Regions from separate parts of the Homo sapiens genome. Here region 1 is linked to region 2. A link is a contact called in ENCODE Hi-C or POLR2A ChIA-PET data. All regions are on one chromosome and are shown on one strand. The core of a region is the stretch at or near the end of the contact, and the rest is flanking DNA. Distances in the headings are between cores, read along the strand shown. Region 1 overlaps CGNL1 (cingulin like 1). Region 2 overlaps CGNL1 (cingulin like 1).

Region 1 (4,745 bases), core at 382-2,881, 61 kb after region 2:
GTTGCTTTGTTCCTGAGTCCCCGGGGGACCCAGGTGTTGGTGATCTCTGCAGTGGGGTAGGAGGAGGATATGGTAGATCATTAATGGGCTCTTGGAGCTTGTACCTGGACATGTCACCTGCCACTTCTTGCATTTCCTTGGCCAAAGCTAATCACATGGCCACTCCTGACTTCAAGGGGGCAGGGAAGCACATTGCATGTGCCTGGAGGAGAGAAGAACTGGAAATATTAGGTGAACAGCACTAATGACCCTCACAGTGATTCATGGGGCCTGTTTGGTCAGCACCCCAAGATGGTTCCTTTTTAAAACAGATGAGGGCTGGCCCTAGAGCAGTCCTGGGGAAGGTCTTGGATTAGACTTGGTTACTCCATCCCTCCCACTCTGTCTGTCCCAGCTCTTTTGAGGGAGGGGGTGGCATTTTATTCTCCATCAGAAAAGGAGGGACCGAGTGAGAGTCTTGCCAACAGCATGGCTGGGAAACAATTGCTCTAAGAGGACGGGGGCCAAAAAGTCACCACACCTCCTTCAAGGCCTCTGTATAGAAGGAAATCTGTGATTTATGCTCTGTAACTTCTGGGTGGTACACAGTAATTCCTTCCTGGACACTGTTTGCTGTGTATATAGCGACTCATCCTTTGACATTTCACACCATTATCTTTCATTTTTCTTGATCCGTGCAGTGAATGGATCCGTAACGCCACCCTGTTTTTAAGAAAGCTGAGCTGTGATTTAGAGAAGTTGTTACTTGCACAAAACCTCACAGTGGTCAGGTGACTATACCAGGATCAGGACGTTTCTATTCTGGCCCCATTCCCCTTGCCAGTCAGTTAGAGCTGGCTATTGACCCAGGTAGCCTGGCCTTGCAAGGAGGAACCAGGGCACTCTGGGCTTTGTAGGAGCCTGGTCTGCTCAGCTCTGTCTCAGGGAACAGCCTACTACTTTAAAGGAGGAAATAATAAAGGTCACTCTTGTCAGGTGTCTTAACCCTGTGGGTACCAGAGTCAGCCTAAACGCTTGTAGCAGTCTTGGCCCAGGCTCTTGCCTACCGAGACCATGTCCTTTTCTTTCTCCAGTCCCTGCTTAGCATCGCTCCTGTGGCCATGGAAGTGTGGGGCAAACGGAAAAGTTGACAGCTTTCTATACGGAAATTTGGTCTTGTTTGGGGCTGCAAGGAAGCACTAATGAGAAGCATCCATTGGATTGAAAGTTCTTGGCCTCAGCATTTGTATTTAAGTTCTGAAAATGGCATGATTTTTATAATTCAGGAGAGACCCTTTCAGCATTTATGGATATATGGTAGCAAAATGGGAAAGTTGAAGGATCCGTTTTCACAAATAACAAGACTTCCGGGCAGGGGTGCAGGGCAGAACTGTGGACTGGAGTAGGCCTGTGAGCTTCCAGATTGAGCCTTTGGCTGCTTGTTTATCTTCTTTCTTCAAAAATCCTGTTGAACCTGTTGGACATGTGTGTGCTGACAGCAAGCTGATTTGTAATCATTTGTAAAGCCATGTGGTCTGTCTGTGACAGCGACTCTAACTGGGAGTCTAACGCTTGCATTTACCCGGTTCCCACCCCCCAATATTTTCCTAGTGACGCAGAGCGCTGGAAGCAGGGCATTGTCTGGGTGGAGTCCCTTCCGCCAGCCAGCAGCTCCTTGAAGGCGAACGGCACTGCAGGGGCATGTTGGGTTCTATAAACAGAACTTTTACATGCTGGTCACAAGGTTAGCTTAGACTGTGGCTCTCATGGTGAGGGAAGTGGTGTCTTATAAATATGATGTGAGGCTCCTTTTATCTCCTGGAAACTGGGGAACATTTTGTAAGAATTTTTCTAAGGAATGGTGTTAAAAAAACAAAGCAAAGGCACAATGGAAGGCCTAAGGCTGTGTTTCATAGAAGCCCCTGAAATGCAGTCTTGGTGAGTGTGTGGATGTAGCTGAAGCCCCCAGCTGGCAGGTTCGGGGCCTCCTTTTCCCTTCCCTGGCTGGCTCTGGGGAATTTTCCCTCAAGCTGCTGCCCCCACTTGGAAGAAACTGGTAGCAACTAGCAGAGGTCACAAGCAAGGAGTCAGAGAACCGGGTTCAAGTCCTGGGTGTGTGACTGTTGTCTACCCAACCTTAATGTATTGTGGTCATTGACTGAGGTCTTACTATGTGTCTGAAACATTGCTAGGTGCTTTGCATAATGTCTCAATTCATTTTTAGAATAATGAGAAAACTGAAGTTTCGAGAAGAACAAGCAGGACCAATTCAGGTCTGCTGACTCCAAGGCCTGCACTCTTTTTGTTTTCTTTTGTTTTTATTAAGATAACATTCATATAACACAAAATTCATTTTAAGCATTTTACAGTGTGCAGTTCAGTGGTTTTTTATATATTCACAATTTGGGTAGCCACCATCGCTATCTAATTCTAGAACATTTTCATCACCCTAAATGAAGCCCCTTTCATCTGAATTCCCCCTTTCCCTCATCCTTTGTCAACCACTAGTCTACTTTCTGTCTGTATGGATTTGCCTATTCTGGACATTTTGTATAAACAGAATCATACCATATGTCAAGACCTGAACTATGGAGCATGTTGTGTTTCGGAAAAATCAAATCACTTAACTGCTCTACATCTATTTAGTTGCAGTGTGTTGTGGTCAGAAGGATTTTTATTTCCTTGTTGAGTATCTCTGTAGGTTTATTGTGTGTCAAATGCATTCTGTGAGCAAATATGAGGATTTTATTGTCGTAACTTTTGTCTTGGACCTATATTTTAATTACAGGCCACTCTGAGAGTGAATCTTAACTAGTTTTTTTAAAGGGAAGCATGTTGACTTATTTCCTAAGGACATTATGAAGAAAACCAGAGACATTTTTAACCTATGTAATCACTGAGTTGCCATAGGAAAAACTGGGTAATTGAATATGATTAAAAGGGAGTATCTTTTAGGTGGTTCTATAAGCAAGAAAATTGCCACCAGGGCAACAGAAATACAGGATGTAAATAAAATCTTCATTAAGCAAGGTATATGTAAACTCTACAAGTACGGCAGGTTAATGACCATAAGGAGAGAATGGCCCTCACCTCTGGATGCTGTGGCAGGGACATTGTTACAGATGATCTGGTTTAAATGGCAGCATTTGAAAATAAAATGTAAACATGAGGCAGTAGGAGTAGAACCTCTAGTCATCTTAGCTCACTGAATTCCAGGACTACCTAATGCTGCCTGACTTCTTCAAGTTCATTCTAGAATCCCAGACTGTTAGAGCTGGCCAGGACATTGAAACAAGATAGACTGACCCTTTTGTGTTGCAGAGGGGAGAAAGTGAAGGCAGATAGAAGTTAAATGATTTGTCTGTCGTCATCATACATGAATTGTTAGCGGGATCTGGTCTAGAATTCACATCTTTTAACAAAAAGAAATTGAATATTGATCTGTATGATTTTTGGCATTGGAATCAACTCTTCCTTGGAAATATTTGGTACCTGGGTGATGAATACCCTCTACTTCTTTGCCACTTCCTTTGCCACATTTATTTCCATCTCTCCCATGCACTATTTATTTGTGCCCCTCCACCCTCCCCCCGCCCCACACACACACAAACAAAAAGAGCTTATCACTGTATAACCAACTGAGTTCTGAACTGTAGATGTGTTGGGAGAGATTGGTGTTGGCAATTTTGGTAAATACAGTGAGAGAAAATTTGGAAATTCTGATGTTCTTCTTGGAGCATGGGATTTAAAAATATTTTGCAATGGCTCAACCCCATCTTGCCCAAGAAATGGTAAGTAGGCAAATCAAAAAGGAGGAAGGAAGGAACCCATCACTTTACATTACTAAAATAATTTCAACTTTTTAAAGATTTGTATCTCTTTTTTGATTTTCTGATCTGTTTAGGTATTACTGATTATACCTTCTTTAAGGATGTGAATTGAACTCAGAGGGGGCAAGAGCTTGCAGAAGGAAGGTTGCAATGTGAGCTGGCTGCAAAGCCTGCAGTAGCGCACAAGCGGCCTAACGCCAAATCCCAGGCACTGAGAATCCTACCAAGAAGCATAAAGGATTTGACCAGTTAGGAGCTCAGCTCAAATCTCTGCAGAAAGGCCCTGAGAGCTGAGAAGGGTCCAATCAGCCTAGACCTCACTACTCGAAGGGGTATCCACAGACCTGCATCATTGGCATCACCTGGGAGCTTGTTAGAAATGCAGAGTCCTGGGTCCCACTCCAGACTTCCTGAGTCAGAATGAGCGTTTTAATGAGATCTCTAGGTAATTCATTAAAATTTGAGAAGCCCAAGATTAGAGACCTTATGCCAGGGAAATTAACAAATGATTGGGAGAAGGGATGAAGTGTGCTAGTTAAGACTAAAATATATGCTGTTTCTGTACCTGAATAGTTGACCTTTGCTCAGGTGAGGGGGAAGCTGAAGACACAATATGGGGGACTTGCTTTCCTAACACTTCAGAGTGAGGAAGGGACGCATTATTGTGACCCGGGCCCTATTGTGCAAGTGAAAGCAGACGTCCACAGACATGATGGTGAGAAGACAGTAATTTCCCAGCAGATGAGCTGACCTAGGGGATGCTTCTAGTACCTCTCAGCTGGGATCCTGCAGCCCCAACACACTGGAGCGTGGGGGTGGCCAGCGAGATGGAACTGACACCAACATTCCATTCTCTGGATGTCCCGGCCTCCACGCCTCAGCTGTTTTCACTCATTCAGCAAAAAAGAGAGACAGAAAGGAAACAAAAGCCGGCTG
Region 2 (4,417 bases), core at 310-2,809:
CCGTACACACACATACGCAATTCCCACTGGGGAATCTTTACACCATAGTCCTTGCGTATTACACCATAGTCCTTGCATATACATAGCCTTGAGGAGCTCTACATAGTTCTTAAAGTCAGTCCAGTATTTGTTTGCTAAAACTCTGAAGTCCAAATTATCAACACGATTCTTGTTTTTTTGTATACCTGCATACAGGCTATGCAGGGAGTGCGGGTTGGAATCTCACCGGCTGTTACAGAGCAATATAAAGGGTCTTGAACACAGGGGCTTTGGGTATAACTTAGCTAACAGATGAGTCTTCAACAAATATCCTTTTTATATTGTTTTATTGGGGTATAACTTATATAAAGTAAATTACACAAATTGTATCTGTACAGTTCATTGAATTTTTAACATAGTTTTGCATCCATGCAAATCTCAACCAGATCAAGATGCAGAACACTCCCATCACCCAGGTTTCCTGGGTTTCTTCCCCCATCAGTTACACCCCATTCTTCTGGAGGTAATCATATCCTGACTTCTATCACCTAGAGTCGTTTTGCCTTTCTTGACTTTTATATAAATTTTCACAATATGTATTCTTGTGTGTGTAGCTGCATTTCCTCAACATTATATCATCAAGATTCATTAGTGTTGCATGTACTCGTAGTTTTTTTTGGTATCGAAATGTAATTTTCCATTGTATCTGTATAACATAGTGTGTATTCTTGGTGTACATTTCTGGTTTGGGGCTATTAGGAATAAAGCTACTGTGAACATTATTGTACTTGTTTGGGGAGGGGAGTAAACACATTCACTCATTTCTCTTGAGAATATACCTAGAAGTAAAATTGCTGAGTTGTGAGTTAGGCATGTGTTTAACTCGTAAATTATACCTGTTTGTTCTTAGAGTGAGCGCAGTCTTTGGCCTTGATGTTGAGATTGTCCTTGTGGGTCACAGACTAGGGGTGAACAGCCTGAACTGGGTAAGTCAGGGTAGCCCTTCTAGGGACAGTGACACTAATGGTGCCCCAAGAGATCATAGAATTATTTGTGAGAAGAAGGGAAGCTGGGGTGTTCTAAGTTAAGTGACTAGCACAGACAAATATAAAGAGGCATGGGTTGCCATGTTAGAGGGAATTTAGTGTAGTGGGAACACAGAGCCAGGATGGGCTGAGGAAGAGCCTGGTAGCAAGGACATTGGAAGTTGGAAGTTATGTAAGAAGTTTCCATTTCGGGCTGGGAAGGGGATGGGTTACCATTGTTGGATTTTAAACAGATGTGAATACCATTGTGTTTGTGAAAGTTTATTCCTTTTGTGGCTTTTGGAAAGAGGTAAGATTAGAGGAAGAGAGACCAATGAAAAGCTAATGCCTGTCTAGGTGTGGTCCCTCACACCTGTAACCCCGGCACTTTGGGAGGCTGTGGAGGGAGGGTTTCTTGAGGCCAAGAGTTTGAGACCAGCCTGGGCAATGTAGTGAGACCCTGTCTCTAGAAAAATTAAAAAATTAGCCAGGCGAGGTGGCACATGCCTGTAGCCCCAGCTACTCAGGAAGCTGAGGCAGAAGTCACTTGAGACCAGGAGGTGGAGGCTGCAGTGAGCTATGATTGTGCCACTGTACTCCAGCCTGGGTGACAGAATGAGTCATTGTCTCTTAAAAACAACAACAAAAGAAGCTGCCAAATCAAGAGATGATGAGAAAATGAACCAAGACTTTTAGACTTCAGGTTCCTATTACAGCTCCATGACTGTTTAATTGCCACGTTTTCCTACTCCTCTTCCCTCCCTCTTAGGTTTGGAATCTGATTACTTGCTGGCAAAGGTTTTAGAGTTTTATCTTTGCGGTGTCACTTAAGTGATTAGGAGAGAATGTAAGAACCCTCTCCCTTAGGGACGGAGACCATACTGGAAAACAGCAAAGCAGGTAGAGATTTTGTATGGGAAAGAACAATGTATAATTTCCCTCACTGGGTTGGATTTCTGTTTCTAAAATGGATTGTTATTTTGCCTAAGAAAATTGGAAGTTGTGTGTTTGTGTTTCTAATCATCTTCACAGGAGTAGGTAGGGAAGTACCTCATTCCAAGTTTATCACACACAACTTGCACCTGGATTCAGGGATGTGTGAGCCAAGATGCCGCCGTTTCTAGCTTTGATTCCTACTTTTATTTCTTCCCCTCAGCTATTTGTAGTTTTCTAACCACTTTACTGTAGGATTTTAGCCAAATCCTTTTGAGAGAATCATCATGTTATTTTCATGGAAGAAGAAGAAGAAAAAAAGATCCATTAATATTCATACTCAGATCAGAGAGATAATATTTTGTAATAGACTCTCTTCAATCAGATCCCTCTTCATTATGGAAATGTAACATCTAAAAGGAGAAAGCCAATTTAGCTAACATACACTTATTTACTACTTGCATACAGGCTATGCAGAGAGGGATGGAATCTCACTGGCGGTGACTCAGCAATAATCTCTAGTGTAATGTAGATTACACTGTAACAAATATATGTATAAAGGGTCTTGGGAACACAGAGGCAGGGGCTTTGGGTATAACTTAGCAAACAGATAAGTCTTCAACAAATATCTGTTTTTATATTGTTTTATTGGGGTATAACTTATATAAAGTAAATTACACAAATTCCATCTATACAGTTCATTGAATTTTTAACATAGGTTTGCTTCCATGCAAATACCATCTAGATCAAGATATAGAACACTCCCATCACCCAGGTTTCCTGGGTTTCCTGTGTTCCTTCCCCATAAATTGTCCCCCTTCCTTCTGGGGGTGATCATATCGTGACTTCTATCACCTAGAGTAGTTTTGCCTTTCTTGAATTTTACATACATAAAATTTTACAATATGTATTATAATAAGTATTCTCGTGTGTCCGGCTTCATTTCCTCAACATTATATCAGCAGGATTCATTAATGTTGCATATACTGGTAGCTATTTTGTATTGAAATGTAGTTTTCTGTTGTAATCAGTCAACATAGTGTATACTCTTAGTGGTCATTTCTGGTATTTAGCTGCTAGGTGTAATGCCAAACTGAACATTACTTTTTTTTTTTTTTTTTTTGTAAACACACTCACTCATTTCTCTTGAGAATATATCTGAGAGTATAATTTGTGGGTTGTAAATTAGGTGTACTTTTAACTGTTAAATGTTCCCAAATGATTTTACACAGTGATTGAAACAATTTACACTCCTGGTAGTGCAGCATGCCAGTTCCAGTGGCTATATATCCTCTGTAATACTTAGACTCTTTTCCATTACTTTGGTCTACTTGTCTCTCCTTACACTACTATCGTACGGTTTAAATACTGCCACTTTAGTAAGCCTTCAGATCTGGTAGCTTTATTCTTCTCCGAGATTATCTTAGCTATTCTAGGTCTTTTGCCTTTCCATATAAACTTTTATCAGCTTGTCAGCTTCCACCAAGAAAAGCCTCTAGGAATTTTGATTGGGATTATACCAAATGCATAGATAAATTTGGTGGAACTGACGTCTTAATATTATTGGTGTTCTTATTTGTGAACATGAACTTTGTCCCCACTTATTTATGTCTTAGCATCTCTCAGCAGCGTTCCGTCATTTTTGTTAGAGAGGTCTCGCACATCTTTCATTTAGATGTAGTCCCTTTCCAGTGCTGTTCATTCCTTTCTGTACTTCTGTGTTTCCATCTCGGACTGGTTTCCTTCAGCCTGGAGAACTATTTTTTGAATATCCTCTAGTACTTTTCGTGGGCATTGTTTGAGAATAGCTGTCATTCACTCTCAGTTTTCAGGAACTCTAGTGTGGCAAGTATTGTTTTGCTTCATGAATTTAAAGACGTTATTCGTCTTTTGACCTCAGTTGGCTCCATTGGAAAGCCAGCCATCATTCTTAGTGTTATTCTCTTGAAAGTGATGTGTCTTTTCCCTCTGGGTGCTTTTAATAATTTATCTTTATTGTCAATTGTTAGATTTTGACTATGACGTGCCTAAGAGTGGTTTTTCTTTTATTTATTTTTCTTGGGGTTCAATGAGCTCTCGACTTGATAGGTTCATCAGATTTGAAAAATTCTTGGCTATTATTTATTTGAATATTGCTTCTTTCACATTCGGTCTCTCCCAGCTCTTCTCAGACTCCAATTACATGTATCTTAGAAATTTTGATGGTGTTCCTCATATCTCTTGTGCTCTATTCTCTCTCTTTTCGTGTGTGTGTGTGTGTGTGTGTGTGTGTGTGTGTGTGTGTATGTTGTATGTTTGGGGCATCAGATATTCTGGATATTTTCTATTGACCTTTCAAATTCATTAGTCTTGTTTTCTGGCTACGTCAATCTTACTTTAAGACTTTCTCTTTTAAGATGTCTTTAAAAGAATGTTTTTCTTCATCCTTCATTTAAAGGATGGTTCTTTTAAGAACTTTTCTTTGGCCAGGTGCAGTGGTT

What was found. Hi-C counts contacts between places; a loop is a spot of excess contacts on that map. ChIA-PET counts read pairs that join two places held with the same protein, here RNA polymerase II (POLR2A).
Region 1: a map of PC-9 shows a loop between it and region 2 (2.2-fold over the local background). The contact joins two enhancer-like sites. A Hi-C loop is called at or near these places in 4 of 168 maps with a recorded cell type or tissue (DLD1, PC-9, endothelial cell of umbilical vein and 1 more). POLR2A ChIA-PET finds 5 or more read pairs at or near these places in 4 of 52 experiments (A673, GM10248, PC-9 and 1 more).

Annotation. Positions count from the first base shown.
Region 1 is chr15:57,504,625-57,509,369 of GRCh38, forward strand. The region is part of intron 8 of CGNL1 (cingulin like 1); the gene reads left to right. Among named protein-coding and RNA genes, the nearest start is that of GCOM1, 85 kb to the right of the region's middle. Within about 2 kb of position 1,632, at least 19 of the 41 ENCODE cell types and tissues checked have a DNase peak (open chromatin) inside an H3K27ac peak, as active enhancers do.
Region 2 is chr15:57,443,625-57,448,041 of GRCh38, forward strand. The region is part of intron 4 of CGNL1 (cingulin like 1); the gene reads left to right. Among named protein-coding and RNA genes, the nearest start is that of CGNL1, 69 kb to the left of the region's middle. Within about 2 kb of position 1,560, at least 2 of the 41 ENCODE cell types and tissues checked have a DNase peak (open chromatin) inside an H3K27ac peak, as active enhancers do.